Regions from separate parts of the Mus musculus genome. Here regions 1, 3, 4, 5 and 6 are each linked to region 2. The links are chromatin loops, found by intact Hi-C in ENCODE. Cell type or tissue: heart. All regions are shown on one strand.

Region 1 (5,000 bases), 320 kb after region 2:
CAGAAAACTGTTAAGAGCCTGAGCTGCTAACTGCTAAGTTCAGTTCAGCTGGTTTCTGGGGAGGGTGACTGCTGACCCTCACGGAGAACTGCGAGAAGGGCATGCAGTGAGCCAAGCCTGCCTTTCGGGCCAGGCTCTGCTGCTCCCTAAGCATGGGGCCTTCAGGCGCATCTCCTGTCTTCTTATCATCTTTCTGCATCTGTTAAGTGAGGGAGGAGGCTTTATCGAGAGATAGAAGTTACAGGGAAGCAGAGCCTGGTGCCGGTGGCCCAAGGACAATGCCAAATCCCTCCTCTGCCCACTTTGCGGCATGTATGCAGATGAGTGCACTCACCCGTATGTGCATGAGGAGGCCAGAGGTCGATATTAGTGTCTCTCTATATATGTATGTGTGTGTGTGATGTATACATGATGATGTATATATTTAACATGTATGCTTTGTGTATATATATAAATATATATTATATGTATATATAGTATATATACTATATATATGTGTGTATATATATATATATATATATATATATATATAACATGCATGCTGTGCCTCGGGAGGACAGAAGAGGCCTCTTATGGAGGAAGTTCAAGGGGAATTTACTGAGACTCAGTCTCACAAATAAAATAAAATAAAATAAAATAAAATAAAATAAAATAAAATAGAGATGGTTCAGTAGTCAACAGCACTGGCTGCTCTTACAGAGGACAGGGGTTCAATTCCCAGCACCCACATGGCAGCTCTCAACCTTCTGTTGCTCTAGTTCCAGGGGATCCAACACTCTCTTCTGGCCTTGGCAGCCACCAGGCAGGCACGTGGTGCTCAATCATACTTACAAAGCACTCATACATATAAAAGAAAATGAAATCTTTAAAACATGTAAGCGGAGGGCTGGGCTAAGGCTCTGTGGTAGGGAGCTTAACAAGCCTACTTAAATTCAGTCCCCAATACCCTACCTCAAATGTATGAATGCTGAAACCTTAACTAAAGGCCCAGTGAGGTGGCCTGCTGGGTAAAGGCGCTTGGGACCCATGGGATAGAAGGACAGTGCTGATTCTTGCTGACTCCTCTGGCATCCAAATGTGCATTGCTGCATGTGTGCGCACACATCCTAGAGGGCACACATCCCGCTTATAACTCAGTGAATCTGGTGGCATTGAGCACTCTTCATAAACAGCCCTCCAACCAATCACTGCCCTGATGGTTACCTTGAATATGAAAAACTCGTGCTTTCTGTCTCCAGGCTTCAACAATAAAAAAATTCTTCACGGGCTGGAGAGAAGGCTCAGCGGTTAAGAGCACTGGCTGCTCTTCCAGAGGTCCTGAGTTCGATTCCCAGCAACCACATGGTGGCTCACAACCATCTGTAATGGGATCTGATGCCCTCTTCTGGTGTGTCTGATGACAGCTACAGTGTACTCACTATATATATATCCATCCTTTATAAGCTGGCCATGTGGCCCAGGCAGCAGTGTGCTTACCTAGCATGCATAACATGCATGGGGCTCTAGGTTTAATCCCGTGGAGTGTGCCTCTATCAGCACTCCAAGGAACATTTTTTTTTTTTTCAAATTTGAAAGAAAAGCCGAAGGGAAGGCAAACTTTAAGTCTTGGCAGCTAGGTGCCCATAGGAGAACAGAGAAGAGCTTGGCGGGGGCATGGAGGGAGGCGATGCTGTTTGAGTTAGGCTGACATGGAGATCAGCTCTGGGGACAAGCACGCATGTGTGCTTGTGTCTTGAAATGCAGATCAGTGGTAGAGCACATCCTACATAGCAAGGCCCTCTCTCTTTTCTCAGTACAGAAGAGAATGGGAGAGAATAACGAAAAGCCGAGGGGGTGGGGAGAGCCCAGCAGTCCTGAGGCCAAGGCAGGTGGGTTTCTTTGAGTTCTAGACCAGCCTGGTCTACACAGTAAGACCCCACCTCAAAACAAGAGAGCTGCCTTTAATCCCAGCACTTGGGAGGCAGAGGCAGGCGGATTTCTGAGTTTGAGACCAGCCTGGTCTACAGAGTGAGTTCCAGGACAGCCAGGGCTATACAGAGAAACCCTGTCTCAAAACAAACAAACAAACAAACAAACAAACAAACAAATAACCAAGAGAGCTGATTGTGGCGGCACACACAGGTAGGTTATGCTGAAGAGGCAGACACAGGAGGGTAAGTTTGAGGTCAGGCTGATGGACTCACGGTTTTTTTTCTTTAAGAAAGGAAAAGCAATAGGGGAGGTGGAACTTCTGCCTCTCAGCTGTCTTTCCATTGGGTGACTGCACCCTCTGCCCAGTGGCCTTCCAGCTGCTTCAGGCTGTGCCCCTAGTCCTTTGAATGTTTGCCCCTTCTGTAGCCCTGCGATCCGCCCACTTCTGCCGCCCACCTCGTGCCACAGGTCCAAGCCTAGACCTTTCTCTACAGATGTTCTGTCTTGGAGGAGCTGGGCTCTTCCTTAAAGTCCTTCAAGATCGCTTCTTGCAGCCAGCTGAATCAGTCTTGTGCTTGCTCAGATAAGGACGTTAATTCCTCCCTTCCGCCGTACCCTACCCCGATCGGTCTGACAACACTACAGAAGACCCGGGATTCGAACTCGAAATCTCCAGAGCTGCCCACCCAGCCAAACAGCAGGCCCGCCCAGAGAAACAATGCGCACGCGCCTTCTCAGCAGCAACATACTCCCTCGCCCCTCCGTAATCCGCATGCGTGCTGAAGCCAGCCACCTCCATTCACGCATGCTCAGTCTAACGCGCACGTTGGGTTCGCTTGCGCGCCCAGCCCGCGGCGCATGCGCCGAGCTAGCAGCGCAGGCCGTGACTCGTTGGGCTGCGTACTGTGGCTTCCTCTTCTTCCTCCTCTGGGAGCTTCCGGGACGCCAAGGCCTGTTCCGGAATAGCCGGCACCCGTTTTCTCGGCCTCTCTCATTCTCTGGCTTGTGACCTTCCGGCACCATTTACACGGCAGGTGGCTGTGGAGGACCTTCCCCGCCCACGCTGCACTCCCGTCACTCAGAGCGCGCGCTGCGACCCAGGAACTAATCAGCAGCTGCCCTAGGTAAGGGGAAGGGGGGACGCCCCGAGCCTGGGAGAGGCAGGCGCGCCGACGGGGCGGGGTTGGGGGTGGGGCGTATTCAAGCCCCGCCCCCGCCCTGCCGTTAAAAGGTCGCTGGGCGGCTGGCCAATGGGAGTAGGAACGTGAAGGTCTCGGAATTGCGGCGCCGTTAGCTGGAGGTACAAATAAATTAATAGAAACTATAGCCACTGTAAAGTGTCCCTGTAGTGCTGGTACGAGCCTTCTAACAGTATCGGGAGGAAATTTCTGGACACAGTCCCAAAGAAGCCGACATACACCTAGGGCCACCTTCCATGGAAATTGGATTTTGAGGTTCTTCATGCCTGAGTATTGGAAGGAGGCTCCATATAAGACTGCAAGTAGGGGCTGGAGAGATGGCTCAGAGGTTAAGAGCACTGACTGCTCTCCCATAGGTCCTGAGTTCAATTCTCAGCCACCACATGGTGGATCACAACCACCTGTAATGGGATCTGATGCACATTCTACTGGTGTGTATCTGAAGACAGCTACAGTGTACTCATATAAATAAATACATAAATAATATTTTTAAAAAGGGGGGCTAGAGAGATGGTTCAGCGGTTAAGAGCACTGACTGCTCTTCCAGAGATCATGAGTTCAAATCCCAGCAACCACATGGTGGCTCACAACCATCCGTAATGAGATCAGATGCCCTCTTCTGGTGTGTCTGAAGACAGCTACAGTGTACTTATATATTATAATAAATCTTAAAAAAAAAAAAAAAAAGACTGCAAGTAGACTAGGAAGCACTTAGAAAAATACGTGAATAGAACTGGACAAGGCGGCTCACACATGTAATTCCAGTAGTGTGGAGCCAGAAACAGGAGGGTCGCCATGAGTTTGAGACCAGCCTGAACTGCAGAGCAGGACCCTGTTTGAGAGGGAGAGGTGAGGAGGAGGAGGAAACAGTATTAAGTTGTGGAATGCACCATGCCTCAAGAGAAAAGGCATTAGAACAGTTAAGAATTGGGGGTCTCCTGGAAATTCTTGCAAAGCAACTTGTCAATTCTGGAAGATTCTCCAAAGAGGTGCTTCACATGTAGGTGGGAAGATAGCTCAGTGTGTGAAGTGCTTGTTTGCAAGCATGAAGACCCAGGTTTGATCCCCAGCAACCACATAAAAAGTGGAGCCTGGCGGCACGATCTTGTCATCCCAGTGCTGCGGAGGCAAGACTGGCAGATGTGCAGAGCTCCTTGCCCAGGCAAAAACAGTGTGGGGCTGTCAGGATGGTTGTATCAGGTAACGGGGCCACCACAAGGCCAAAGAATTGACTTCCATCCCTGCGGCCTACAGGATGGAAAGAGAAAATGGTCTCTCGGAAGTTGTCACCTGGCCTCCACAAATGTGATATGGCTCTGTGCCTGCTTGCACGCAGGCATGTGTATGTGTGTGTCTCACACACACAAGAAACCCAGAAGCTCCCACCCCAACATTATGCAGATTAGACTTCATTTCTGTGAGGTCAGGAATACCAGCTTAGTAGTTTATGCAGAGCTCTTCCTGGAGAACCCTAGAAACAGCATTGCAGGTCCCAGCTTGCAGGCAGATGGTGTCTCAGGTTCTGGATCGTTCCCCACAAGACCTGATGAGTAGAGTCAACTAGTGATTCCAGAGCAGTGTGCAGAGGGACACTTCACTTGCCTGAAAGGAGGGTGGGTGGTCCCAGTGAACGTCACTTCACTGTGAGGACAGGATCTCCATGGGGGCAGGGGATTAGACTCTGAAGCACTGGGGAGGTCGTCAGGATAATAGGGGAGCAGACAGTTAATTGTGGGGAGGAAGGAGTCCCAGTCTGTGGGGAGAGGGCCTTAGACGGTAAACAGTCATTTATGACCTGACTCATTCCAGCAAGCATCTGTTAGCAGGTCCTTGCCCTCCTTGGTCAGTCGAGTTTGTGGCTGTGGAGAGGTCACTCGGGCCTGAGAGGGG
Region 2 (5,000 bases):
GACCCTGAATAAACTTTCCATCTTTTTCTATCTAATTTCTTATCATGAGATTGATCATTAGGGAACAGGAAGAACAAAAAGAAGGTACCTGGCTGTTTAGGTAACTCTTGGATGGAGCCTCGAGGAAATGGGAAATGCTAACGTCCGGGGAGCTGGGAAAACCGTTTTCCTGTGGAGCAGAGATGTAACACATTCACTGGGGAAACCTTCCCCTCCCAGAGCAGAACTGTAACACTTTCCCTGGAGAAACCCTTCCTCTGCAGCAGCTGGAGCAGAGTAGTAACACTTCTGTAAAGGAAGCCTTTCCCTTCAGAGCTGCAACATTTAACACCTATAAGCTCCAAAAAAGGAGCTGAGAAACATAGAGAGAAGTCCAGGAGGGCACAGAGAAGCTGCAGAACTTTTAGGAGGGAGCTGGGAGGTAACAGGGTCACAAAGTATAGGAGGTCCACTGAGGGGGAGTGGGTTAGGAGGGCTTAAGTAAGAGATAGAGCAGGCAGCTCCAAAGGGGAGGCAAGGAAGAGGGTAGCAGACCCAAGAGGGCTTAAGGAAACTGCATGATAACAGCTCCCAGGGATTGGTGAGGCGAGGAAGCCCTAGGAAGGAGATATGAACAAAGGCCTCAGGGGCATAAATGTCAGTGATGATAAGAATCCAGGGCATCCTAAAAGGGAATGAGAGAAATATTCTGAATCAAAGAGGAGAGGCATCCCTTTATGCATGTCACAGACCCAGTAGGGCAAGAGGAGCTTTCTGGCACACTGGTGTGGTTTTTGTAGTACTAGTAGACAAAGAAGGCAACTCTGAGGTGGCACTTGTCCTGTAGAGATGGAAAGGAGAGAGCAGCTGAAGATGGACTTGGAAAGGGGGTGACTTCAACGTGGGGGGGGGGGGCAAATGTCTTTATGCCTTATGGCAAATGCCACGAGGTCACTGGAGGGCTTACCAGGCTGCAGGAGCCAGAGAGACACTTGTGGAGTAGACAAGGAGGGACACATGGCTAGAAAGCAATTGAAGAGGCAGACTCTAGAATTTGGAGTCAAGTTTGGTGAATGGTAGGAGCCAGCAGAAATAAATGATACATACATACCTTAGAGAGCCAGATCCACAGCTTGGTTCAGAGCTGCCGAGTCCCTCAGAGGGAACTCACTTATGTCAATCCCGGGTTATGGGCATCAGATAAATGAAAAAAGAAAAAGAGGTATGCTTAAACTGTGAGGCCGAGAACAGTCAGAGGCATGGAAGGGTCTAGACTGAACGGAGCCATGAGTGGAGAGTGAGTGTGGGGGGAGAGAGTGAAAGAGGAGAGGGAGTTTCGTGACCAAGAAGGTAAACACATATAGTTAGTATATCAAAAGATATGTTTTATTATGCTGAGGGTCATCACACAAAATTCAAACTCTATGTTTCCAACTATCTCCCCAGTGCTGTTCACCTGGGTGATGTATCTTAGCTGAATGTAAAAGTGTTGGAGGTCCAGAACAGAAGTCTCTGATTCGATCTTCAGGATCCTGGGCGGAGAATCTCTATCCATAGGGCAGATCAAGATGGTGCCTCTCCAAATGTGCAGAGCAAAGCATTGCTCTAGGTCTCTGCGTGTATTACTGTCCAGTGGGGTTCTAAGACTGTATCTGGTTATTATGAGGGAGTGATGTCTCTGAGTTCTGGTTATCAGGTGTAGCCTTGGGTGGAGCAGGAGTCCTAAGCTAATTATTTTTTACATGTCTAAAAGGCATTTTAATATGCTAATTATAGGGAGCAAAAAGAGGAGCCAAAGATGGAGAGATCAAAAGTGTGGGAACCAGGAGACCTCGTAGCCAATATGTATGAGTTTATGTTGAAAGGAAAAGCTGGGGAAAGGAGAGGTTCCGGTTAGGGAGTGGGATGCTGGGAGAGCTAGCCAACATTTACCCGGATATGTTAACAGGCACCTTAGCCATTTGTCCTGGGTTTCTTTGAGACCTAACACTGACAGCTATTAAATAAAAAATCAGTTTTTAAAAGATGGGTGTGATAGTTCATACCTTTAATCCCAGCATTTGAGAAGCAGAGGCAGGTGGTCATCTGTAAATTCCAGGCCAGACAGAGTTATATAGTGTGTGGGGGATTGGAGGTGGGGCGATTAGATTTATTTATTTACGGGGTTCTGGGAATCCAACTCGTATCATCATGATTGGCGGCAAAGCGCCTTTATCTGCTGAGCCATTCTGCCCGCATGATTAGAACTTTTTGAACTGTACAACATGGACATCGCTAGTCTTCCAGACTTGGCAGTGTCAAAGCCAGCTTCAATCTTGGCTTACAAGAGGACTTTCCCATTGGCCACCACCCTGAAAGGACTGGGATGGACTGCGCAGCCTCACTCGAGTTCGAGGCCTCGCCCCTTGGCGCTGAGTTCTGACAGCGGCTGCGTAAGCCGCTGAGAGTTCTGGGAATTGTAGTTCCATTGAGCTGATAACCCCCTACTTCCGGGTTTAGCCGGCAGTGCAGCCATTTGTGTGAGTGTGTGTGTGTGTTTGTATGTGTTTGTGTGTGTGCGTGCGTGCGTGTGAGTGTGTGTGTGTGTATGTGTGTGAAGGCGTCTTCTATGGCTCAGCTTTGTGGCTGGGCTCAGTCTACACGGAGCGACCTGGCGGATGCTGACTCGAAGTGGAAGCCAGACCCCCGCCACTCGAGTCATGCCGGGTGTGCTTCAGGATCGGGGCAGGAAGCGGTGAGCACAGTTTCGTTCTGACGCTGAGTCGTGAGTGGCTCAGACCCGCCCCGGTCCTCACCACGGGCTCACGGACGTCCAGGTTGGTGTTAGATGTGGGACGCTTACAGTGGTCGATGTGCGCATGCGCAGGGTCTAGGCGGGAATCTGGACGCGTTGGTGTCAGTGACTTGGGGTTCCTGTGCCTCAGAATAGGACTCAGGGTCTCGGGAGGCTGTAAAGAGTGCACAGTTGTGCGCATGCGCGGATGGTTGGTTTTGTGTGGTGGGACTGTGGGACCGAGGATGTCCAAAAGGATGGAAAACAGGGCCTAGGCAAAGGGCAGATAATTGAAAGGCCCGAGGGGACACTAAGGTGCCTTGCGTTTTAGACAAAAAAGTTTTAAAAGAGGTATTATCGCCACAGAGAGACATTGTGGCGGGGCCTCTAAGGTGACAGGGTGTGTCACCAACAGCTCCTAATAACTGACTCTGGTGGCCCTAGGTGCATATGCAGAATCAGCTCTGAGGGTAGGGAGAGACCCTGAGGGTAGGTGCAGAGGTGGGTGTGACCTGAGCAGTTTCCTCTGTGTACGTACAAAAGTACCAGGAACTCCCCTCCTCCCCTGCGTATTTAGTGGAGAGCCTTCCAATGCACAGACTCTTTTTCCCAAAGAGAGGAACCATGCCACTGTTTCTGTACTAGATCTAAGCCCACACTGTATTCGTGAGCAAGTGTTGGTGTCGGAATCACCAGCCTACGTTCTGAAGACGTGGTTCTCCTACCTGGGCAGACACTGTTCTTGCAAGCCTGGGGGTGTCCTGTTTGTTGGAGATGTATGTGGCTTCTGTTCCTAGACCAGGCATGACAGCCAAGCAGAGCAGTGGCCGCTGTTTAGCCCAGTGAGCCAGTGGGTTTATTGTTGTTCCCTACGGAAGTATGAGTGAAGGGTTTCTTACAGGAGCAGGATGAGTCAGCTATGGCACTGAAAAGCCCACGGGAGTGATGACTCAGGGAAGCTGCGTCTCTGGAGGTGCCTACAAGACTCCAAAGCAGCTCATCTGGGCAGGGTACCTCCTCCTCAGCCTTCGCTGTTGCATGTATAATCTTAAGGAAGGGTGTGTGTGTGTATCTTTAAAGTTTCAGCTTCTGAGATCTTTTAAGTTTTGTTTGCTTCCTGAGTCTTAGGAGCCTCCCTTCTCCTTCTAGGAGGGAGCATTTCGATTCGGAGGAAATGGGTTCACACTAGAGCAGCCTGGAGGTCCTGGTTCTTGAACCAGGAGACCCAGTATTGTTTTCAGTTAATCAGTCCTTTCGACAGTCAAGTACCAGATGGAGGGTGTTAGGCAAGGGCCTAACAGAGGATTCTAGGCAGAAGGCCCTGTGCATGTCAGTGTATTCAATTAGAGAATCTGGAACTGGCACCTGAAACCTGAACACCTTAGAGTTCTTAGATGTTCAAGTTGGGTAGAAACTCCAGCTTGGAGGTAAGGAACCTATGCTTTAAAAGGCTGCCTTCTGGTTGGCAACTGGCTGGGAGAAGGCAGATGCTGTAAGCATCTTTACAGAGTATGTGTTGCTAGGATCTTTGCTGTGGCCTGTTCTGCCTTGAAGCAAGAGAATGCCTGCATTTATAGGAGAGCGGGGTGGAAGACAGGTCCCTTGGCTCTAGCCTAAGTTTGAGGACACCTTGGGAGCCAAGTGTTGAGGACCTAGGACTGGTTCTGGAGCTCCGTGCTCAGACTTAGGTAATGGTGTATTTTAACTACAGCTCTGCAGACATGCAGAACTGGTGGCCTCAGGACCATTGTGGCAGCTGTGACTTGGAGCCACAAGGGGACACAGAGTCCTATAAAAATCCGCCTAGAGCTGGGGTGTAACTCAGCTGGTTAAGTGCTTGCCTAGCACAAAGCCCCAGGTTCCATTTCTGGCACTTCATAAATCCGGTCTGGTGGCACATGACTAAAAAAAGCAGTACTTGGGAGGTAGAGGCAGGAGGATGATGCGTGTGAGGCTAGCCTAGACTACATGAAACCCTGACTCAAAGGATAAGGAATCAAAACCAAAACAAGGAAGAACCCCAGATGGGCGGAGCACCCAGGTCCTGAATGCAAATCCTTCATGGGAACCTGCTTGGATGAAAGGTGTGTGCCACCGTGCCCTGCTAGAAATGCACTTTTGACACATAGTGCTGGGATCTTGGTGGATTTTGCTGTAATCAGCACCAGTTGATTCCCAAGTGTAGGGGAAGACAGGGTCTCCCTGGCATTCAGGTGCCCAGGAAGGTGTACAGCAGGAATTACGCAGG
Region 3 (5,000 bases), 130 kb after region 2:
AAATGCAAAACAATCTCATTAAGGAAAGTTCAGAAAACTGCCATTTTTAATCAGTTACCAAAGTACCCCCAAATTTTTAAGTGCCCAGTTTAGGCCAGAATACAGAGAATCAGGGATACCTGGTGACTACAAATTACGTGTGAAAATCACCACTGTTGCTAGCAAAACAAGCGTCTAGTCCCTGGAGCTGAGGGTACTGTGTAGCTGGGGAGCTTGGCTGAACTCCATGTAAAATACCCGTGCATTTGTATTCATGCTGCAGTTTCCTGAATCATGGCTCCTGGGTGCTCAGCGGTGTCTAATATATGCGCTGAGTTTCAGGGCTGCTGGTGTGTCTCCATCATAGCACACAGCTCATTCGATCCCAGCTTGTCTGTACACGTGTCTGTGTGTTTGTCCTTTCTTCATCACCATGGCAGCCGTACACTCTCCCTGGTTGCTCAGGAAATGAATCCTCAGGACACCCCGTGCAGGAAGTGAGGGCGAGCAGAAGTCTGTGCGTGTGTGCCCACATGTCTGCACGCATGCACGTATATTTATGCACAGCATGTAGAGGTTGGAGGACAATCTCTGGTGCTCTTCCTCAGGTACTATCCACCTTTTTTGTTGCTGTTGTTTTAGAGTCAGGGTCTTTCTGTGGCTTAGAACTTGCCAAAAAAAAGGTAGGATGGCTGCCAATGAGCACCAGGACCTGTCTCCACAGAGTCCCAGAAACAGGAGACTCTGTTTCAGCAAGGTGGAAGAAGAAAGCCCAACTTCCAAAAGATGACCTTAGCATGGTTACAATTCCTTTATTTCATCATCATCATGATGCAAAATTTTAAAGTGAAAAAATTCATAAATCACATGAATAGGGAAGACTTGTATTTATTTGCAGAATAAAATTAGGCAAACTTTGGAAAATGATGTCACCTTTAAAATATAAGTGAACTTAACAGTTTTTTAAATGTATGTGTGTCTGTGTGTATATATGTGTGCAGGTCCCTGGGAAGTTAGGAAAGGGCACTGGACACCCTGGAGTTGGAGTTACAGGCAGTTGTAAACTATCAGATGTGGCTGCTGGGAACCAAACTGCCCTTAACTACTGAGCCATCTCTCCAACCCACTTTCTCTAGTTCAACTTATTTTACTTATCCTTGTACACTTTCTCGTGTGCAGTGCACTTTGAGCACATGTCCCACCGTCCTCTTATCCCTCCTCCTTCCAGACCTTCCTTCTCAGCAACTTCCCCTCTTCCTTCATGCAGTTCAGAGAGGCTCTGTGTAGAGCACTTGCCCAGCATGCAGGGGTCCTGTTTCCAATCCCTAGCACTGCGGGGAATGGGGGAAGCAACCCGACTTACCTGTAACTTGGTCATTGTTCTCTTCTCTTTGAGACAAGGCAGGGCTCTGGGAAGCAAGCTGGGGAAGAGGGGCTTCGTGAGAACACTGCTAGGACAGTTGGTCCACATGGCTTCCTCAGCTTCTCCATCAGCCCCAAGGGCTGTGCGCGCTGACCAGGCTTTTCTGCCTACTTCCTACTAAGCCTCCGGGTTACCAGACTCACTCACCACATTCTCTATTTCTGGAAGCTCAGGGGTGCTGGGCACTCTTACCTTCACAAGGCTGCTGTGGTGATGGGTTTTCCAAAAAAACCAAATGTTTAAGATGCATGCTGTGTCTTGACTGACCACCACTCTCAGAAGGGTCTGTCAATTGTGACAGCTATCTTACATGTTACTGTTTGCATACATGGGAGTGAAATTATCCCTCTGTCTTGCTGTAAAAGGCTTAATTACTAGTAATCATTGCTCATTTGCAAGAGCCTCCACAAAGTCTCTTTTCCCACGTGCATAAAGATAACGACCTATAAAAACCTAAAGCTCAGCAGATAAAGGCCACTGTCGCTGAAACTGATCCCCTGAGTCTCTGGACCCCACACAGTGGAAGAAGTGACTGAACTTCCAAAAGTTGCTTTCTGATCTTGTCAGTATACAAGCTGTGGCACGCCTACCTCTCAAAGTAAGTAAGTCATATTATATCGCATCGCATCGCATCGCATCGCATCGCATCGCATCGCATCACCACATCACAACCAGAGTTGCATACTACTTAAGGCTTTAGGGCACTGCTATCTGCCATCACCGTTCCTCTGATAGACTCCAGTGGAAAGCTAGACTCTCCCTGGGGCTCCACAAGCAGCTGAGATGGGTCCAATAATCCTGAGCAGCGCCACTTCAGGAAGGGCCCAAGAAAGAGGAGTGCCCCCCCCCCACCCCATCCCTCCGCCTCTCACTTCTCCCCAGCAGCGGACTCGGTCCCCGAGGAGGCATACCAGGAGCAAGGGCGTACAGGGCCACAGAAAAGCTTCAGGATCTCACTTCACCAGAAGTACCACCAGGCCGCCTTGGTTTGCGGAAGTGGAAGCGACTTTGGCAGCCTCTGGAGCGGGAATTACCATTCCCAGAATGCCTCAGTGGAAGCACCTAGCTCTGGTGCTCTTTTGGGACTACATTTCCCAGAATGCTAAAGTTTGGTTAACCGCCTAGCTGTTTTAACAGCTGTTAGGTAGTTAGGTCCTTGGATATAGCTTTTTTGGAAACTTGTTCTCCTGAGTTGCTTTTCGGGATTTGGGAGTTTTTGGTTTTTGTTTTTGTTTGTTTGTTATTCATTTGTAAAATGGCATGAAAGACAATTGTAGTAAGTTGTTGGTGGTGGTCGCTTTTTTTCTCCCCTCACCCCCACCCCAGGTAGAGATTCTCTGTGTAGCCCTGGCTGTCCTGGAACTGCCTCTGTAATCCAGGGTGGCATCGAATTCATAAACCTCCCTGCCTCTGCCTCCCAAGTACTGGTATTAAGGGCATGGGACACCAAGTCCTGCTGTGGATACTTTTTAAAACATTGAAGCCCCACTGTTGTGATTATAATAAGATATAGAGGTAAAAAAAAATGTGTTCTATGGGGTGTGGTGAGGTGTGGGGGAGGGGGTCCCTCAGCGAGCCCAAGCCAAGGCATCCCTTTCCTCAGAGGGACCAGTGACATGACGATATAGCATAGAATAGAGTTTATTTAGGGCATGGGGAGGGGAGTTAAGAGAGTAGTAGAGGCAGAGAAAGGCAGAGAGAAGGAGAGAGTAGAGAAGTAGAGGCTGGCCATGATCACGCGGAGAGAGCAGAGGGAAGGAAATGGGGAGGGAGGGGGGGCAAGAGGGCAAGAGGCAAGAGAGAGAGGCAAGAGTAGGAGAGTAAGAGCGAGTAAGAGAGGGATGAGGGGGCAAGCAGCCCCTTTTCTAGCGGGCCAGGCCTACCTGGCTGTTGCCAGGTAACTGTGGGGGTGGAGTTCAGACAGAATACCAACATCCATATTATACTGCATTATAAAAGCTAGAACTTCAGTTGTGAAGCTATAGGCGCTTGACTGAGCAGCAAAGTCCGAATCCCTTCACAGAATCCCGTGAGATGTGAGGGGACACCCGCCTAGAATCTTCTAGAGAGGGGCTGGGAAAATGACCTGGTAGTAGAATACAGACTATTTTTGTCACTGTTAAGTTGCTGTGAAGAAGCACCATGACCAAGATATAGAGAGGCAACTCTTAAGATAGAGAGCTTTTATTTGGGGGCTTGTTTAGTGCATTATCATCACAGTAGGAAGCATGACACCAGGCTATGAAGAACCATTCAAATATTTGAACTTTGGGCAGAGGCTACTCTTATCCAAACCACCACACCCCACTCCCTAGTCCCCATAGGGTTATAGGTACAACATAATGCCTATGGCCAGCAAAACTGCTTGGCAGATAAAGGCATTTGCCCAACCAAGTTCAAGGACCTGAGTTCAGTCCTTGAAATACACATAGTGGAAAGAGGGAACTGACCCCTGTAAATTTCCTTTGACCTCCACCAAAGTTGCTGTAGCACACTGATGCACACACACACACACACAATTAGTTAATTAGTTAGTAAATTAATAAAAATAAACTACTACAAATTATAAGAAGATTATTATTTTGTCTCCGTTTCACTGAAAATCCACTTCAGAGCCCACCGTGCTGCAGTAACTATGCTAATAAGCCTCTTGCCCAAAGGACTGCTCAACTCAGTGTCACACTCTCATTCCCACTTCCTCCCTAAAACTTAACAAAAACATGTCCATTCACCATGGGTGGTTGCAGGAGCCCTGAGTCTCGGAATCTGCTGTAAACTGTAGCTCAGGTTATTGGTGTATATATAGAACTGTGTGCCACAGAGAGAAGAGTATAAACTCTATTTAATCTACTGGTACACACCCATTCAATTCTTTTAAAAACCAGATTCATTTTTACGTGTGTGTGTGTGTGTGTGTGTGTGTGTGTGTGTGTGTGTGAGTGAGAGAGAGGGAGAGGGAGAGGGAGAGGGAGAGGGAGAGGGAGAGGGAGAGAGAGAGAGAGAGAGCGCGCACAAAAGGGTGTCAGGTCCTGTGGGGCTGGAATTACAGGCTGGTTGTCAACTTGACACTAACAGGGAAGAGGAAGCCTCAACTACAAAGATGCCTCCATGAGACTGGTCTGTAGGCAATTTTGAGGCATTTTCTTTATTAATGGCTGGTGTAGGAGAGCCCCACTCGCTGTGAATGCTGCTATCCCTGAGCAAGTGCTCCGAGGTTGTATAAAATAGCAAGCTTAGTAGCCAGGCCTGGTGGCTTTGATCTCATCTCTCAGGAGGTGGAGGCAGGAGGATCTCAATACATTTGAATCCAGCCTGGTCCACATAGTGAGTTCCAGGACAGCCAGGGCTACATAGTGAGATCCCACATGAAAAGACAAAAAAACAAACACCTACCAAGCCATGGACAGCAAGCCTGTTGGCAGTGTTCCTCTGTGGTTCCAGCTCCAATGCCTCCTCTGGCTTCCCTCAGTGACTGATTGCGATTGGCAGGTATAATCCAAACAAACCCTTTTTCCTCCAAATTGATTTTGCTCAGTGTTTTATCACAGTAACAGGAGCCCATCTAGAACAGGGAGTTTTCTCCTACTTTTGGAAATGT
Region 4 (5,000 bases), 190 kb after region 2:
TCAATTATTTCGGGAGATAGCTGAGTTAGAAAAAATCTCATCCTATAGACAAGGTTCTCTATGGGAAATCAATTCTTTTCTTTTCTTTCTTTCTTTCTTTCTTTTTTTTTTTTTTTTTAATTTTCTTTTATTTTCTCAAGACAGCTGTCGATCTGGCTGCTCTGGAATGTGCTCTGTAGACCAGGCTAGCCTTGAACTCAGAAATCTACCTGTCTCTTCCTCCCGGGTGCAGGATTAAAGGCTTGTGGCACCAATGCTCAGCTGGGAGATTCTTTACAAATGTCAGAAATCACAGACGAGTGGAAAATTGCCCTATCATTGTTGCGGGAAATATAAAATGAACGCCAAGCTTCCGCACTTCTCCCAGCTACTCTCAGCCCCAGCAGTCCCACCAGCCAGTTCTTAACTCCTGGAGACTCTCTGAGTCAGAGCTCCAAAATCTCTCCACCCAGCTTGCTAAGTTCCCACTGGCGGGTTGCTACTATACCAACCCTATGCTTCAAAACCCACACGGCCTTTGTGGTGCACATCTGGCAAACCCACGCTTTGCCTTCGTACCTTTCTCTTTTGAACCCAGACGAGCTGCCACAAGAAGGAAAATGCAACACAAACTTAGTTCAGAAAAAAAAAATTGTAACTCAATCACTGGGCACAGCAGCTAAAATCTTGTACGCCATATTAAATCTAAATCCTCCGGTTGCGAATCCTGACGGATCCGCCATTGAAACCAGGAGACACTAGTAATTACATCTTGTCCTCACACTATCCCTGTCGAAAAAGACCAAACTCTCCTGCTTCCTCTCTTCCTCCGTGCATCCTGGAAGTCGCCCCTACTTGCTCAGTGATTGACTCCTTTATTCATTAGGGGATTGATTCACAAGAAGCCTGAGTGTATGACTCACTCCTTGTCCGCAACCCCTCCCAGGAGAGCAGAATTAGCATCAAAATACAAACAGCACCAGCGCCATCTACAACAGGACACTGGCAGGGAAATCTCAGCATCCATCCAAGTCTACAGAGAAAGGCTGCAGGAAAGGATTTAACCAACGTTGGTGACTGGCAGAACCGTCGTTGACCTACGCGTCCCTTTCTCACAGGAAGCCCCTCTGTATCTGAGGTGCAGAGCTGCATGTGCTCAGGACTCAGCCATTTCCGGTGCAAGTGGAGAGGGGCCCTGTAAGTAAGACTCATTTGAAAATGCTCACCCGTCTCCAACCTGCATTCATATTGATTTGTGTTCCTCAGTATTCCTGAAAGGGGCCTTCAGTCAGCATCTTATATTTATTAGCCTAGTACAGTGAACTGAAATGTGTGCAATTGGAATTATGGGCCCTGACATTCTGTGGGGACAGAGCTTTTGCTGTTGTTTGTTTGTTTATACTGTAACCAATATTTTGAACGTCTTTACTAAACTTGACTTGTGAATGACTTGCTTCTCCTCCTTCCCCTCTAGGTCTAGGTCGGGCTGTCCTTCATGACCCAGGTCCATCTGTGGTTCAGACCTATGCTGCTCCCACGGACTCCCCCAGGCTGTATCTCAGATAAAGAGTTCTTTCTGACAGCTCCAGGGCTCTGAAGGTCAAGGATCAAGCCCCCACTGGAGGATGCTGGGCAGGTTGTGGTTTGAGTGAGAACGCCCCCCACAGGCTCATGTTAAAATGCTTAGTCACCAGGGAGTAGAACTCATTGAAAGGATTTGAAAGACAGGAGGTATGGCCTTGATGGTGAAAGTATATCACTGGGCATGGCTAGAGATTTTAAGAGCACATGTGTCTCTTTGTCTCTCCAGTATGGATGAGGATTTAACTCTCCCTCCCATGCCCGCTGCTGCCATGCTCTTGCCATGATAATGCACTAAACCCCTAAAAGTGTACGCAAGCCTCTAATTAAATGTTTCCTTTTATAAGCGTTGCCTTGGTCATGATGTCCCTTCACAGCAACAGAAGAGTGGCCCAGATAGCCCATGTTCTACCACCAGGTCACTCCCACAGCCCCTCACTAGGGGATTCTGGGCAGTGCTCTACAACTGAGCCGGTCCCCCACCCCTCATAGGGGGTTTCTATGCAGAAACTCTGACTCTGCTGCCTAATTAGGCAACTGCAGCTGTGCAGTTTCCCTGTTAGCTTTTATAATGTAATACAGTATGGGATCTCAATTTTAAAAAAAAATGTATCCACAGCAAGATCTGCTGGCCCTCTCCTTTAATCACAGCACTTGGGAGGCAGAGGCAGACAGATCTGTCAGTTCGAGGCCAGCCTGGACTACTGGGGGAGTTCCAGGACAGCCAGGGCTACACAGAGAAACCCTGCCTCGGAAAAACAAAACAACAACAAAAACAAAGAAGTATCCACAGTTGACTTTCATGGAATTTCAGAAATGAATAAACCGAAAAGCAACACAGAAGAGCGACCTACCAAAAGGAATCCCCTTAGTTAAAAAGGTTCACCGAAGCTTTGCCATTCCGGGGAATATAGTCCCCAGAGAGTGCAGCCACTGAGGAATTCTGGGAATTGTAGTTCCAACGCCAGTAGTGGTCAAGGTCGTTTCCGCTCCCGGGAGGGGAGGATGTTTGTGAGTGCTTCCTGTGAGGTGAAAACCTGGGCCATCGCTCTGCATTTCCTTTGCGCCTGTGCTCCTGATGTATCCCCTCAGTGACCGCATCTGCGGCCCAGGAACAAGCCCGGCATCCAGGTCCTCTCTCGCTGGGCTCTGCCTGAGGCGGGGCTGCCCTACACTGACACACCTCAGCCCCTTGCAGAGCCCCAGGAGAGGCTAGCTTCCCAGGGGAGCCTGGCAGGGGAGCTATGATGAGAGATGGCCCATGTCCTGAATCCTTAAGTGGTATGCAACTTTACTTTTTATGTGATTCCACCCCTATTTATTTATTTATTTATTTATTTAAATAAACAATATTTTTATTTTGTTAAAGTTATTAAATAAATGTATTTAATAATTAGAAGAAAGAGAGAGAGAGAGAGAGAGAAAGAAAGAAAGAAAGAAAGAAAGAAAGAAAGAAAGAAAGAAAGAAAGAAAGAAAGAAAAGAAGTCAAAAGACAACTTGTGGGAGTCAACTTAATGGTACCCAGAGACTCAAACTCAGCAGGTTAGACTCAGTGGCAGTTTCCTTTACCCGCTGAGCCATCTTGTAGGCTCAAACTCCCCATTCCTTGGAGAGGGTTTAGCGTTTTTTGTTATTGTTTTGTTTTGTTTTTTAATTGGTCATTATTTTCATGCCTGTGGGAAAAGAGACTTTGGACTTTGTGGCGGCTCTTGTAAATGAACAATGTTTACTAGTAATTAAGTCTTTTAGAGGGAGATACAAAAGAGGACTCTATCATTTCCATGTATGGAAACAATAATATGTAAGATAGCTGTCACAATTGATAGATCTTTCTGAGAGTGGTAGTCAGTCATGACACAGCACGCATCATAGAGTTCAGAGCTTAGTGAAGATTTGTTTTTCTGGAAAACCCATCACTACAGGCAGCCTTGTGAAGGTAAGAGTGCCCAGCACCCCCCACCCCACCCCCCACATGCACACACACAAGCTGCCAGAAATAGAAAATGTGGCCTTTTCTAACCCGCTGCGGTGAGCGAGGTGAGGCATGGGTGGCCCCTTAACTTTAACCCAGAGTCTTACACTACCAATTAGTGGGAAGTAGGCAGAAAAGCCTGGTCAGCGCGCACAGCCCTTGGGGCTGATGGAGAAGCTGAGGAAGCCATGTGGACCAACTGTCCTAGCAGTGTTCTCACGAAGCCCCTCTTCCCCCAGCTTGCTTCCCAGAGCCCTGCCTTGTCTCAAAGAGAAGAGAACAATGACCAAGTTACAGGTAAGTCGGGTTGCTTCCCCCATCCCCACAGTGCTAGGGATTGGAAACAGGACCCCTGCATGCTGGGCAAGTGCTCTGCAGCCACCGTAGCCTATTTGACAAGGTCCAGGCCACGGAAGGACCCTGTTCCCAAAACAAACAAAAACCCTAGACAGCACCTGAGGAAGGACACCAGAGGTTGGGCTGTAGCCTGTACATGCATGTGTACCCTTGTGTACATATGTACACTCACATGCATGCACACATGTGTACACACATGCACACAGAAAACTGGTCACTCTCATTTCCTGCATTGGACTTCCTGAGCATTCATATCCTGAACAACCAGGGAGCGTCTGGCTTCCGCACAGCTTCTGTGGTTGACCCAACTCAGATGATGGAGGAATGAAGAAAGGACAGACACACAGACACATGTACAGACAAGCTGGGATCGAATGAGCTGTGTGCTCTGATGGAGACTCCCCAGCAGCCCTGAAACTCAGCGCATTTATTAGACACCGCTGAGCACCCAGGAGCCATGATTCAGGAAACTGCAGCATGAATACAAATGCACGGGTATTTTACATGGAGTTCAGCCAAGCTCCCCAGCTACACAGTACCCTCAGCTCCAGGGACTACACGCTTGTTTTGTTAACAACAGTGGTGATTTTCACACGTAATTTGTAGTCACCAGGTATCCCTGATTCTCTGTATTCTGTCCTAAAATGTACACTTTTGAAAAATCTTCAGTATTTTTTAAAAAATCTTCAGTACTTTGGAAAATGATTAAAAATGGCAGTTTGTCTGAAACTTTCACTTACTTAATTAGATTTTTGTTTTAAATTTACTGTTTGTAAATGGACAGTACATTATAGTCAATATATGTTATATAAACTACATATATATAATATATATTTACATGGCTGAACACCATGTCATATATATAATATACACACATATATATATTTGTGTGTGTGTGTGTGTGTGTGTGTGTGTGTGTGTGTGTGTGTGTGTGTAATGCAACCTTTATGGAACACTGTGTGGCCATGAGTGTCAACATGCAGACAATGATGATAGTGTTGTTGGACATATATTGGCTGCTTAATGCATATGTGCATATCATACAGTGTTCTGGGTCCTTTCTGTGGTCTCATTTTATCCCTTCAGGGGCATTGGGAGAGGAAGGAATGT
Region 5 (5,000 bases), 52 kb after region 2:
CTGATAAAGGACTAAACCTCTGAAAGTGTAAGCCAGCCCCCAGTTAAATGCTTCCTTTGGTAAGAGTTGCTTGGACTTGTGGTATCTCTTCAAAGCAATAGAACAGTGACCAAGACAGGAGTTGGTACCAGGGACTGGAGTATTGCTGTGACAAGCCTGACCATGCTGTTTGTTGAAGGAATATGGAAGACTTTAGGACTTTCCACTACAAAATTATTAAGTGCTTTTTGATTAGTAGAGCTTAGTGGGTCATCCTAGGAGGAGAATGCAAGACAAGGGCAATTTGAGCTGGGGGTGGGGGGCAGCTCAAGAAGTTTCAGAGGCAAACAGTACATGGCCTAAACCATTCTAGTCATATACTGAGGAAAAAAAGTGGGTGATTTTTGTCCTCATCCTAAAAATCTGCCTGAAGCTAAGTTGATGAGTTTTGTATTACTGGCATAAGCAGGGGAGATTTCCAGACAGCCTTGTGTTGACTGTGTCTTGTGGTTATTAGCAGTCGCTCTCATGGAGATCCAGCATGAGGAGGAGCAAGCCAGACAGAAAGAACTATGCAGTGTGGAGTGTGAGGAGAAAAGAAGCACCGTGAAGGCTTAAGGAAAAGCCTGATTCTGAATGCTATAAAGGGAGTGCTGACCTCAGGGCAACACCCCACCCAGCGAAGCCTCCAGCCTGTGAGAAGGAAGAGGAAAAGCTTCAGCATGAGGGAGGCCATCAGTTCCAGCTTCAGCATGAGGGAGGCCATCAGTTCCAGCTTCAGCATGAGGGAGGCCATCAGTACAGCTTCAGCATGAGGGAGGCCATCAGTTCCAGCTTCAGCACGAGGAAGGCCATCAGTTCCAGAAAGATAGTGGACATAGAATCGGATGGGGCCAAGGTCCAGACCATCGAGCAGCAGAACATGCCAGCTTTGGCCACTTGGTTCTGGCTTTAGAGTCAAGGATACAAGAAACACTTGGTTCTGGCTTTAGAGTCAAGGATACAAGAAAAGGGTTCTTGAGCCTCCCTTAGTAATGAAGGAAATGCCCTGAAGGCAGTTGTAGTATAGGAGAGTTCCTGCATAGTGGCCAAGAGAGGGCATTGAGTGAAGCTGTGAACCTGGATTATGTCGGAGACCACAAGATGTTGAAGATGCCAGAACTATGGGATCCCAGCTGCAGAGAGCTGCAGACTGAGGTGAAACCAGCCTGAGAGAGACAAGTGTGTTACAGCCAACATAGCCGAAAGAGTAAAGCATCTGAAGAGTGCTTTGACATCAGCATGGAGATGCAGAGTTTGGCCTCCACCTTTGGTTTTTAGTCTTGCTATGGTCCAGTGTTTCCTCACTATACTGCCTTCCCATTAAGAAATGGTAAAGTATATTTTATGCCATAACACATTGGATTATGTGGTCTGCTTTTTGATTTTGATTTTACAGGGAATTACAATGAAGAGATTGTCATGAGTATCATAAAAGTTTGACATTTAGATTTTTAAAAAATATTGGGATTGCAATAGATGGTGGGGACTTTTGAAGTTGGGCTGAACGCATTTGGCATTATGATATGGGCAAAGGCTTATCGAGACAGGTAGCAGAGTGTGATGGTTTGACTAACAGTGGCCCCCATACATCTATGTATTTGAATGATTGGAAATAGCAGGGAGCCATGCTTTCTGCCATGTTAATGGACTAAGCCTCTGAAACAAGCTTTGATCATGGTGTCTCTTCATAGCAGTAGAATAGTGACCCAGACACCCTGTGCTCTACCATCACTCCCACAGCCTGTGACTGGAGGATTCTATTCAGGGACTCTGCCTCTGCTGCTGAATCAGGCTCCTATAGCTGAGCAGTTGAAGTTTTAGCTTTTATAATATAATATAAAATGAGACTTCAGTGTTCTTAAAAAGGACCCACAGCTGGGCATGGTGGTGCTTACCTCTTATCCCAGCACCCGGGAGCGAGAGACAAAGGGATCTCTCAGTTTGAGGCCAGCCTGATCTACAAACAGAATTCCAGGAGATCCAGGGCTACGCAGAGAAACTGCCTCGGGGAAAAAACAAAACAAAACAAAACAGAACAGAAATAAAAAAGTATCCATAGATGTCTTACATGGCATTTCAAAAATAAAGAAACCGAAAAGCACCCCCGGTGAGCGAGCTCCCAAAAAGCGATTTCTAAGGCTCACATGCCAGTTAAAAGAGCTTGGAACATATGGAGGCTTTAGTAGTCTGGGGAATGTAGTCCCGGAAAAAGCACAGAGCTAGGCGCTTCCGCTGACGCATTCTGGGAATTGTAGTTCCAGCGCCAGTGACGGCTGAGGTGACTTCCGCTGCCGCAAGGCCAGGCTCCCTGGCAGTACTTCTGATGAGGTGACATCCTGCAGCGTTCCGCGACCCTTCTGTGTGCTGGTGTTTCGGTGTGTCTTCTCGGGGACCGAGTCTGCATCTCCGGGGAGAAGAGGGGCACCGCTGGCGTCGGCCGGTCCTCTCTAGCTGGGCTCTGCTTGAGACGGCGCTGCCCAGGATTCCTGGACCCGTCTCAGCTGCTTGTGGAGCCCTGGAGAGAGTCTAGCTTCCCACGGGAGTCTGTCAGAGGAACGGTGATGGCAGATAGCAGTGTCCTAAAGCCTTAAGTGGTATGCAACTCTGGTTTTGATGTGCTCTTTTTGCATATATTTCATTGTTTATTTACTTAAAGAGTGGGACGTTCCATAGCTGATAAAAGGAATAGGTCAGAAAACTACCTGTGGGAGTAGGGTCACTCCTTCCACCACGTGGGCTTCAGAGTCTTGAACTCAGGTGGTCAGCCTCAGCAGCAGTCGCTCATACCCTTTGAGCCATATCGCAAGGCCAAACTCCCCTTTCCTTAGAGAGGGTTTAGCTTTTTATTGGTGATTATCTTCATGTATGTGGGAAAAGAAACTTGGTGGGGGCTCTTGCAGATGAGCAACGTTTACTAGAATTTAAAATTTTTAGAAGGAGAGAATATGGGGGTGGGGATTTCACTACTGTGTAAGGAAATAGTTATATGTAAGATAGCTGTCACATTAACAGACCCTTAGATAGTGGTGGTCAGTTATGACACAGCGTTCATCAGAGAGCTCGAGACTTCTTAAACATTTGTTTTTATGGAAAGCCCATCACTACAGGCAGCATTGTGAAGGTGCGAGTACACGGCATCCCTGAAGCTGCCAGAAATAGAGAATTGTGGGCTTGTCTAACCCTTTGCTGTGAGTGAAGTGAGGCACGCATGACCTGGTAACCTGGAGCCTTACACTACTGATTAGCAGGAAGCAGGTAGAAAAGCCTGGTCAACCTGCACAGCCCTTGGGGCTGATGGAGAAGCTGAGGAAGCCATGTGGACCAACTGTCCTAGCAGTGTTCTCACGAAGCCCCTCTTCCCCAGCTTGCTTCCCAGAGCCCTGCCTTGTCTCAAAGAGAAGAGAACAATGACCAAGTTACAGGTAAGTTGGGTTGCTTCCCCCATCCCCACAGTGCTAGGGATTGGAAACATGATCCCTGCATGCTGGGCAAGTGCTCTACACAGAGCCTCTCTGAACTGCATGAAGGAAGAGGGGAAGTTGCTGAGAAGAAAGGTCTGGAAGGAGGAGGGATAAGAGAGGACAGTGGGACATGTGCTCAAAGTGCACTGCACTTGGGAAAGTGTACAAGGATGAGTAAAAAGAATTTGAAAAAGTGGGCTGGAGTGATGGCTCAGTAGTTAAGAGCACTAGCTCAGTTTGGTTCCCAGCACTCACACCTGATAGCTTACAACTGCCTGTAACTCCAATTATATGTAATTAGAGGATGTTCAACGCTCTCTTCTAGCCTCCCAGGGCACCTGCACACACACACATCTACACACAAACAGATGGTGTACACATACATTTTAAAATCCCTTTAGTTCATTTACATTTAAAAAAATGACATTTTCCACTATTTGCCTAATTTTATTGTACAATTCAGTATGAGGTCTCCATACTCATGTGGGTTATGAATTATATTTTTACTTTAAAATTTTGTATTACCATTATTGTGTGAGGGGGTTGGTTGTAAGCATGCCAAGGAGTGCATGTAGATCTCACAGGATACATTTTGGGAGTCCAGCTTTTTTTTTCCATCTTGCCAAAGCAGGTCTCCTGTTTCTGGGACTCTGGAGGCAAGAAGATTCCTGGTACTCACTGGCAGCCATCCTAGCCTATTTGGCAAGTTCCAGGCCAGTGAAAGGCCCTATTTCCGCCCCCCCCCCCAAAAAAAAAATGATGGCCTGCACCAAAGGCTGTCTTCTAGTTTCTAAATGCATGTGCACCCTCATGTACATAGGTACACTGACATGTATGCATACGTGTGCACACAGATCACTGGTCACCCTCATTTCCTGCATTTGAAATTCATATCCTGAATAACCAAGGAGCATCTGGCTACCACCATCTGCAAACCTTCTGGGGTTGACCTACCTTGGGCAATGAGGGCATCAAGAAAGAACAGATTTTACTAATGAAGTATTCTGAATCTAAAATTCATAATGTTGCACAACATAAAACATTTTAAATGATGTCATCATTCATGGACTGTCATTCAGAGCAGTTTGGATTTGTGACTGAAGATACACCTGAACTGTACTGCCCAGAAGGAGCAGGGCATTGTCAGCTCTTTCCAGTACAAAGTCAGTACATGACTCCCGACATGGGTTGGAATCCGTGACTTCCCATTTAACGGTGGCGGACCTACTGACCCAGCTGTGGAAATGGCACCAAGTTCCTTGTACCGTGTTTTCTCTTTGCCTCTATCCCCTCTGTAGCTATAGAAAGGGGTGAATAGGTATACTGGCTGGTGTTACGTGTCAAGTTGACACCAGCGAGAGTCATCAAAGAGCCTCAGTTGAGGTCCTGGGTTCTATAAGAAAACATGCTGAGCAAGCCAGTATATAGCACCACTCCATAGCTTCTGCATCAGCTCCTTTCTCCAGGTTCCTGCCCCTGCTCGAGTTCCTGTCCTGACTTCCTTCAATAATGAACAGG
Region 6 (5,000 bases), 170 kb after region 2:
CTGGTGGCAAAAGTCAACATGGTTTTGGTACAGGTTTACAAGTGACTGGTGCCATGATTAAAGACTCCTCCCCACTGCTGCCTCGGCAGCTATGAAAACGATCTCTTCCTTCCCACTCCTCATCACTTTCGCCATCAGTTGTCTCTGATTCACTATTTTCTAAGCTTTCCTCTTTTTTGCCTGTATAGCAGGATTTCCTTTTACAAGCAGATGGTCTCACTTTCTGATCATCAGAGGGCTCTGAAGGAGATTCCTCTGCAAGAAATTCTAAGTCTTTTTTCTCAGTCAGTATATCCCTCATTTGTTGCCACAGAGTAAAGGCATTACTGGGGACTTCCCTAGATGAATTTTCCTCATGAAACTTCCTCATAACTTTATCTACTCGCTTCCAATCCTCCAATGTTAAGCTTCCCTTCTCTGGAAACCAAGGGCTGATTTTTTTTTTTTTTTTTGCACGAAATAATAAAATTCTTGTAAGGATTTATCCGAGACCTTTAGACCTCTGCCAGACAACACGTGCTTAAAGACCGACAGAAACAACCATTTCTTTTTCGATTCTGACTGCTCCATGGTAAAACTTACTTGTCCTCCTCAAACTGACGATTCTTATCAGTGGGCCTGCAGCGCTCTGATGAGATCCTATCCTTGCCTGAGAAGTAAAAAACGAAAAGGGAAAAAGGAGAGAAAAGACTTACCTGTCTGATGTCCTGGTTCAAGGCGCCAGCTGCCACAGATGAACCTCACTTGGGTCCTTGATCCATGGGCGAAACTTGGGTTTCGGTTACAGGTAGGCAAAGAGTCGGGAAGAAGGAGGGGTGACAAACAGACATGACACAAGGGAGTGTGGATCTGAATGTAATGTCTTAAAGCAAGCACTAGTCTTATAATACAGAAAGCAAAGGAGTCGGATATCACAGCAGGCAAGGTACATCGAAGTATATGACACAAAACAGAGGAATGCCTACAAAGGACTGGCAGGAACCAACTCGGATAAAATACAATGTTAACAACTGGGATCAAAAGCAGCTCCACCTAAGGTCCACTTAATCTTAGAAGTCAGGTGTAGTCTCCCCTCCCCCAGCCTGAAACCTGCTTGCTCAGGGGTGGAGCTTCCTGCTCATTCGTTCTGCCAGGCCCACTGCTAGAACCTGCGGAGCCACACACGTGCACCTTTCTACTGGACCAGAGATTAGCGGGAGTCGGGTCCCCTCCCCCTTCCTTTATAACTAGTGTCGCAACAATAAAATTTGAGCTTTGATCAGAATAAATTTGTCTTAGCTCCGTTTCTTCTTTCGCCCCGTCTAGATTCCTCTCTTACAGCTCGAGTGGCCTTCTCAGTCGAACCGTTCATGTTGCGAGCTGCTGGCGGCCGCAACAGTCAGGGGCAAGGGCTTCGCGCCCTTGCCATAGTTCCTATTCTAGTCTATTGTATAGTCCACCTCCCCCTTAGGCCATTGTAAATTCCTGTGTATGGGTGTAACTCAGCTATCTATAGTTCTAAGTATCTACTCTGGTTCCTCCTTAGACCACAACCTTCCTTCTTCCTAAATAATGGTAAATTCCTGCATATGGGAGTAGTTTGCCCTGAGATTTCTAACTCTATGTAGTAGATAATAATGCCTGATTTCTTTCACTATCTCTCTTACAATACTAGAGGCAATTCTGAATGTCACTGAATAGGCAACATTCTTACTGAATTCAAAGCCCTTGGTCGGCTCAAGGACTGCCTAGGATTGATGAGGAATCTAACTTAGCTAAATATCAAAAATGAATCCTTAGAAGCACTTATAATAAAGTAATATTAAGGGAAAGCACACAGATCTGTTTACCAACTAAAGCATGGACATTGGAGCATTCGTTATTCAGGATGCCACAGTTCCAGGAGACTTTTTGCCTCAGGACAGTGCCCAGGTTTTTGGGGCCAGTTGCACGTGTCACTACTGGAGTAGATGTAGCACCTGCCCTGCTGATTTAAGTTCCACTTGCAACCTTCCAGGGACTTTCTATTGCCACCACTGAGAATGTGAAAATTAGGGGATAGGATGGAAGACAGACAGGGACCCCTACATTAAAATAGAACTTACCTGCAAACCAAACTGTAAGACCCACCACCCCATTATACTCAAATCCTAGGACCCTCTTCCCTCCTTATGCAGACTGGGAAGTAGAACTTGATATGTTTATAAAATGATAAATGGGGGTGGGGTGGGGTGGATACGTTCTATAGGGGTGTGGTGAGGTATGGGGGAAGCGGGTGCCTCAACAGGCCCATGCCAAGACATCCCTTCCCACTGTGGAACCAGCCACACGATGGTATAGTATAGAATAGAGTTTATTCAGGGCTTGGGGAGGGGAGTTTAGAGGGTAGTAGGGCAGAGAATGGGAGAGAGAAGTAGAGGAGAAGAGTAGAGGCTGGCCATGAGCACGTGGAGAAAGAGGGGGGAAGGTATGAGGGGACAGAGCAGGAGCAAGACGGGAAGAGCAAAAGAACAAGAGGACAAAAGAAAGAGGAGAGGGCAAGCAACCACTTTTATAGTGGATCCGCCTACCAGGCTGTTGCCAGATAATTGTGGGGAGGAGCATACCTAGGTGTTGCCAGGTAACTGTATGGTGGAGCTTAGACAGAATGTTAACCGAACTCACTAGGGCATCCAGAGCTTACCTATGCTAATCTGACTCAGGAACAGAATTTTCTATCCAGAAGTTGGCAAAACTTGAGACCCTGTTCCCCATAAGCCCCCTGGCTAAAGGGTTGAAAACTGGAGCCAGGATAGTTATGCCCTCTGGTCCTGTTACTGCACCTTCCTACAGCCAAGACAGAGACCTACCCTTTGAGATTTCTAAACCATGGGACTTAGCTGGTAGTCACTATAAAGGTCAATTTTAAATTTCTCAACGAAACAAGGCCAAATATGACTAAAGACTGTTGATTTTGTCTGGACCCACAACTTCCTTTCTAAGCGAGAGTGGTACTTTTACATTTCCCAAAAAGCAATTTCCACCGACCTCACTCTAGTTAAAATAGCTTGGAACCTTCTCGTTCTGGGAAATGTAGTCCCAGAAAAAGCTCCAGACCGATGAACTTCCGCCGAGGCATTCTGGGAATTGTAGTTCTGGAGCCATTAGCAGCTAAGTTTGCTTCAGCTCCAGAAGGCTAGGCTGCCTGGCAGTGCTTCCTTCCAGTGAGGTGAGAGCTTGGAGCATCCCGCAGGCCTTCTGTGCGCTGTGCCCCGGTGTGTCCTCTCAGGGACGAGTTTGCATTCCGGTGTGTCCTCTCAGAGACGAGTTTGCATTCCGGTGTGTCCTCTCAGAGACGAGTTTGCATTCCGGGGAAAAGCGGGGCAGCTGTGGCAGCGACCCGTCCTTTTTAACTGGGTTCTGCCTGAGGCCTCCTGCCCTGATTCCTGGACCCATCTCAGCTGCTGGTGGAACCCCGGGAGAGTCTAGCTTCCCACTGGAGCCTGGCAGAGAAGCTGTGGTGACAGATGGCCAGTGTCATAAAGCCTTAAGTGGCAACTCTTACTTTTATGTGTTTTTGTTTTGATTTGGTTTGGTTTTGCATTTATTTATTTAAGAGGGGAGGGTTGTGTCACAGCTTATGTATGGAGGTCAGAAGACAACTTGTGAGAGTCAGGTCTTTCCTTGCACCGTGTGGTGTTCAGGGACTCGAACTCGCCCCATCAGGCTCAGCTGAAGTCACTTCTACCCACTAAGCCATCTTGCAGGGCTTAGATTTCTATTGGTCATTATCTTCGTGCATGTGGAAAAAGAGACTCTGGAGGCTCTGGCAGGTCAATAATGTTTGCTAATTATGAAGCCTTTTAGAGCAGGATACAGAGAGGTTTAACTTCACTCCCATGTATGGAAACAATAACATGTAAGATAGCTGTCACAATTGACAGACCCTTCTGAGGCTGGTGGTCAGTCATGACACAGCATGCATCAGACTTCTGGGGCTGCTTAAACATTTGTGTTTTCTGGGAAACCCATCACCACAGGCAGCCTTGTGAAGGTAAGAGTGCCCAGCACCCCTGAAGCTTCCAGAAATAGAGAATGTGGTGAGTGAGTCTGGTAACCCGGAGGCTTAGTAGGAAGTAGGCAGAAAAGCCTGGTCAGCGCGCACAGCCCTTGGGGCTGATGGAGAAGCTGAGGAAGCCACGTGGACCAACTGTCCTAGCAGTGTTCTCACGAAGCCTCTCTTCCCCAGCTTGCTTCCCAGAGCCCTGCCTTGTCTCAAAGAGAAGAGAACAATGACCAAGTTACAGGTAAGTCGGGTTGCTTCCCCCATCCCCACAGTGGTAGGGATTGAAAACAGGACTCCTGCATGGCGGGCAAGTGCTCTACACAGAGCCTCTCTGAACTGCATGAAGGAAGAGGGGAAGTTGCTGAGAAGAAAGGTCTGGAAGGAGGAGGGATAAGAGAGGACAGTGGGACATGTGCTCAAAGTGCACTGCACATGGGAAAGTGTACAAGGATGAGTAAAAAGAATTTGAAAAAGTGGGCTGCAGAGATGGCTCAGTAGTTAAGAGCACTGGCTCAGTTTGGTTCCCAGCACTCACACCTGATAGCTTACAACTGCCCGTAACTCCAATTATATGTAATTAGAGGATGTCCAACGCCCTCTTCTGGCCTAATTTTATTTTACAATTAAGTATGAGTTCTTCATACTCGTGTTTATGATTTTTTTCATTTAATAATTTTTCATTAGTATTGGGTTTGTGCTTTGTGAGCATGTCAAGACATGATGTAGACTTCAGAGGACAGCTTTCAGGAGTCTCTCTTCTTCAATCTTGTTGAAGTAGCATCTCTTGGTTTGGGGACTCTGGGACAGGCTGCTCTGTCCTGGTGCTCAGTGGCAGCCATCCTAGCCTAATTGGCAAGTTCTAGGACACTGGAGGACCCTGTCCTAAAAACAAACAAACTACCCTAGACAGCACCTGAGGAAGGACACCAGAAGTTGGATTGTAGCCTATTCATGCGTGCACACATACATGCACACA

What was found. Hi-C counts contacts between places; a loop is a spot of excess contacts. Peaks named below come from ENCODE experiments on the same cell type or tissue, not always from the same donor. Only the 100,000 strongest peaks of a DNase experiment are listed, where the experiment ranks them.
Region 1: a loop joins it to region 2, with 4 times the contacts of the local background. A loop is called at or near these places in 3 of 42 quality-filtered maps.
Region 3: it touches region 2 in a loop (6-fold over the local background); 4 of 42 quality-filtered maps call a loop at or near these places.
Region 4: it touches region 2 in a loop (2.4-fold over the local background); 6 of 42 quality-filtered maps call a loop at or near these places.
Region 5: a loop joins it to region 2, with 4 times the contacts of the local background. A loop is called at or near these places in 15 of 42 quality-filtered maps.
Region 6: it touches region 2 in a loop (6-fold over the local background); 6 of 42 quality-filtered maps call a loop at or near these places.

What each region holds. Positions count from the first base shown.
Region 1 is chr7:24,396,857-24,401,856 of GRCm38, forward strand. Smg9 (smg-9 homolog, nonsense mediated mRNA decay factor (C. elegans)) reads left to right here and starts at 2,772. Exons shown (of 14, transcript NM_028047.2): 1 at 2,772-3,035. In heart, no CTCF peak of the experiment used is centred here; a DNase peak (open chromatin) is centred at 2,745; H3K4me3 peaks cover 1,571 bases; H3K27ac peaks cover 1,752 bases.
Region 2 is chr7:24,079,444-24,084,443 of GRCm38, forward strand. It overlaps Zfp180 (zinc finger protein 180), which reads left to right and starts at 2,454. Exons shown (of 5, transcript NM_001045486.2): 1 at 2,454-2,795. In heart, no CTCF peak of the experiment used is centred here; DNase peaks (open chromatin) are centred at 2,368 and 2,798; H3K4me3 peaks cover 2,067 bases; H3K27ac peaks cover 1,941 bases.
Region 3 is chr7:24,205,716-24,210,715 of GRCm38, forward strand. It overlaps Zfp111 (zinc finger protein 111), which reads right to left and starts at 2,434. Exons shown (of 4, transcript NM_019940.2): 1 at 2,314-2,434; 2 at 1,343-1,400. The coding sequence starts at 1,357. In heart, no CTCF peak of the experiment used is centred here; a DNase peak (open chromatin) is centred at 2,416; H3K4me3 peaks cover 1,367 bases; H3K27ac peaks cover 819 bases; H3K27me3 peaks cover 601 bases.
Region 4 is chr7:24,267,841-24,272,840 of GRCm38, forward strand. Zfp93 (zinc finger protein 93) reads left to right here and starts at 2,578. Exons shown (of 4, transcript NM_009567.4): 1 at 2,578-2,841; 2 at 3,773-3,830. The coding sequence starts at 3,816. In heart, no CTCF peak of the experiment used is centred here; a DNase peak (open chromatin) is centred at 2,621; H3K4me3 peaks cover 1,070 bases; H3K27ac peaks cover 1,060 bases.
Region 5 is chr7:24,131,873-24,136,872 of GRCm38, forward strand. Zfp235 (zinc finger protein 235) reads left to right here and starts at 500. Exons shown (of 5, transcript NM_019941.3): 1 at 500-1,351; 2 at 2,277-2,615; 3 at 3,386-3,443. The coding sequence starts at 3,429. In heart, no CTCF peak of the experiment used is centred here; a DNase peak (open chromatin) is centred at 2,279; H3K4me3 peaks cover 1,761 bases; H3K27ac peaks cover 1,325 bases.
Region 6 is chr7:24,251,626-24,256,625 of GRCm38, forward strand. Zfp108 (zinc finger protein 108) reads left to right here and starts at 3,169. Exons shown (of 4, transcript NM_018791.2): 1 at 3,169-3,297; 2 at 4,208-4,265. The coding sequence starts at 4,251. It also overlaps a transcript of Zfp109 not described here. In heart, no CTCF peak of the experiment used is centred here; a DNase peak (open chromatin) is centred at 3,126; H3K4me3 peaks cover 1,404 bases; H3K27ac peaks cover 1,164 bases.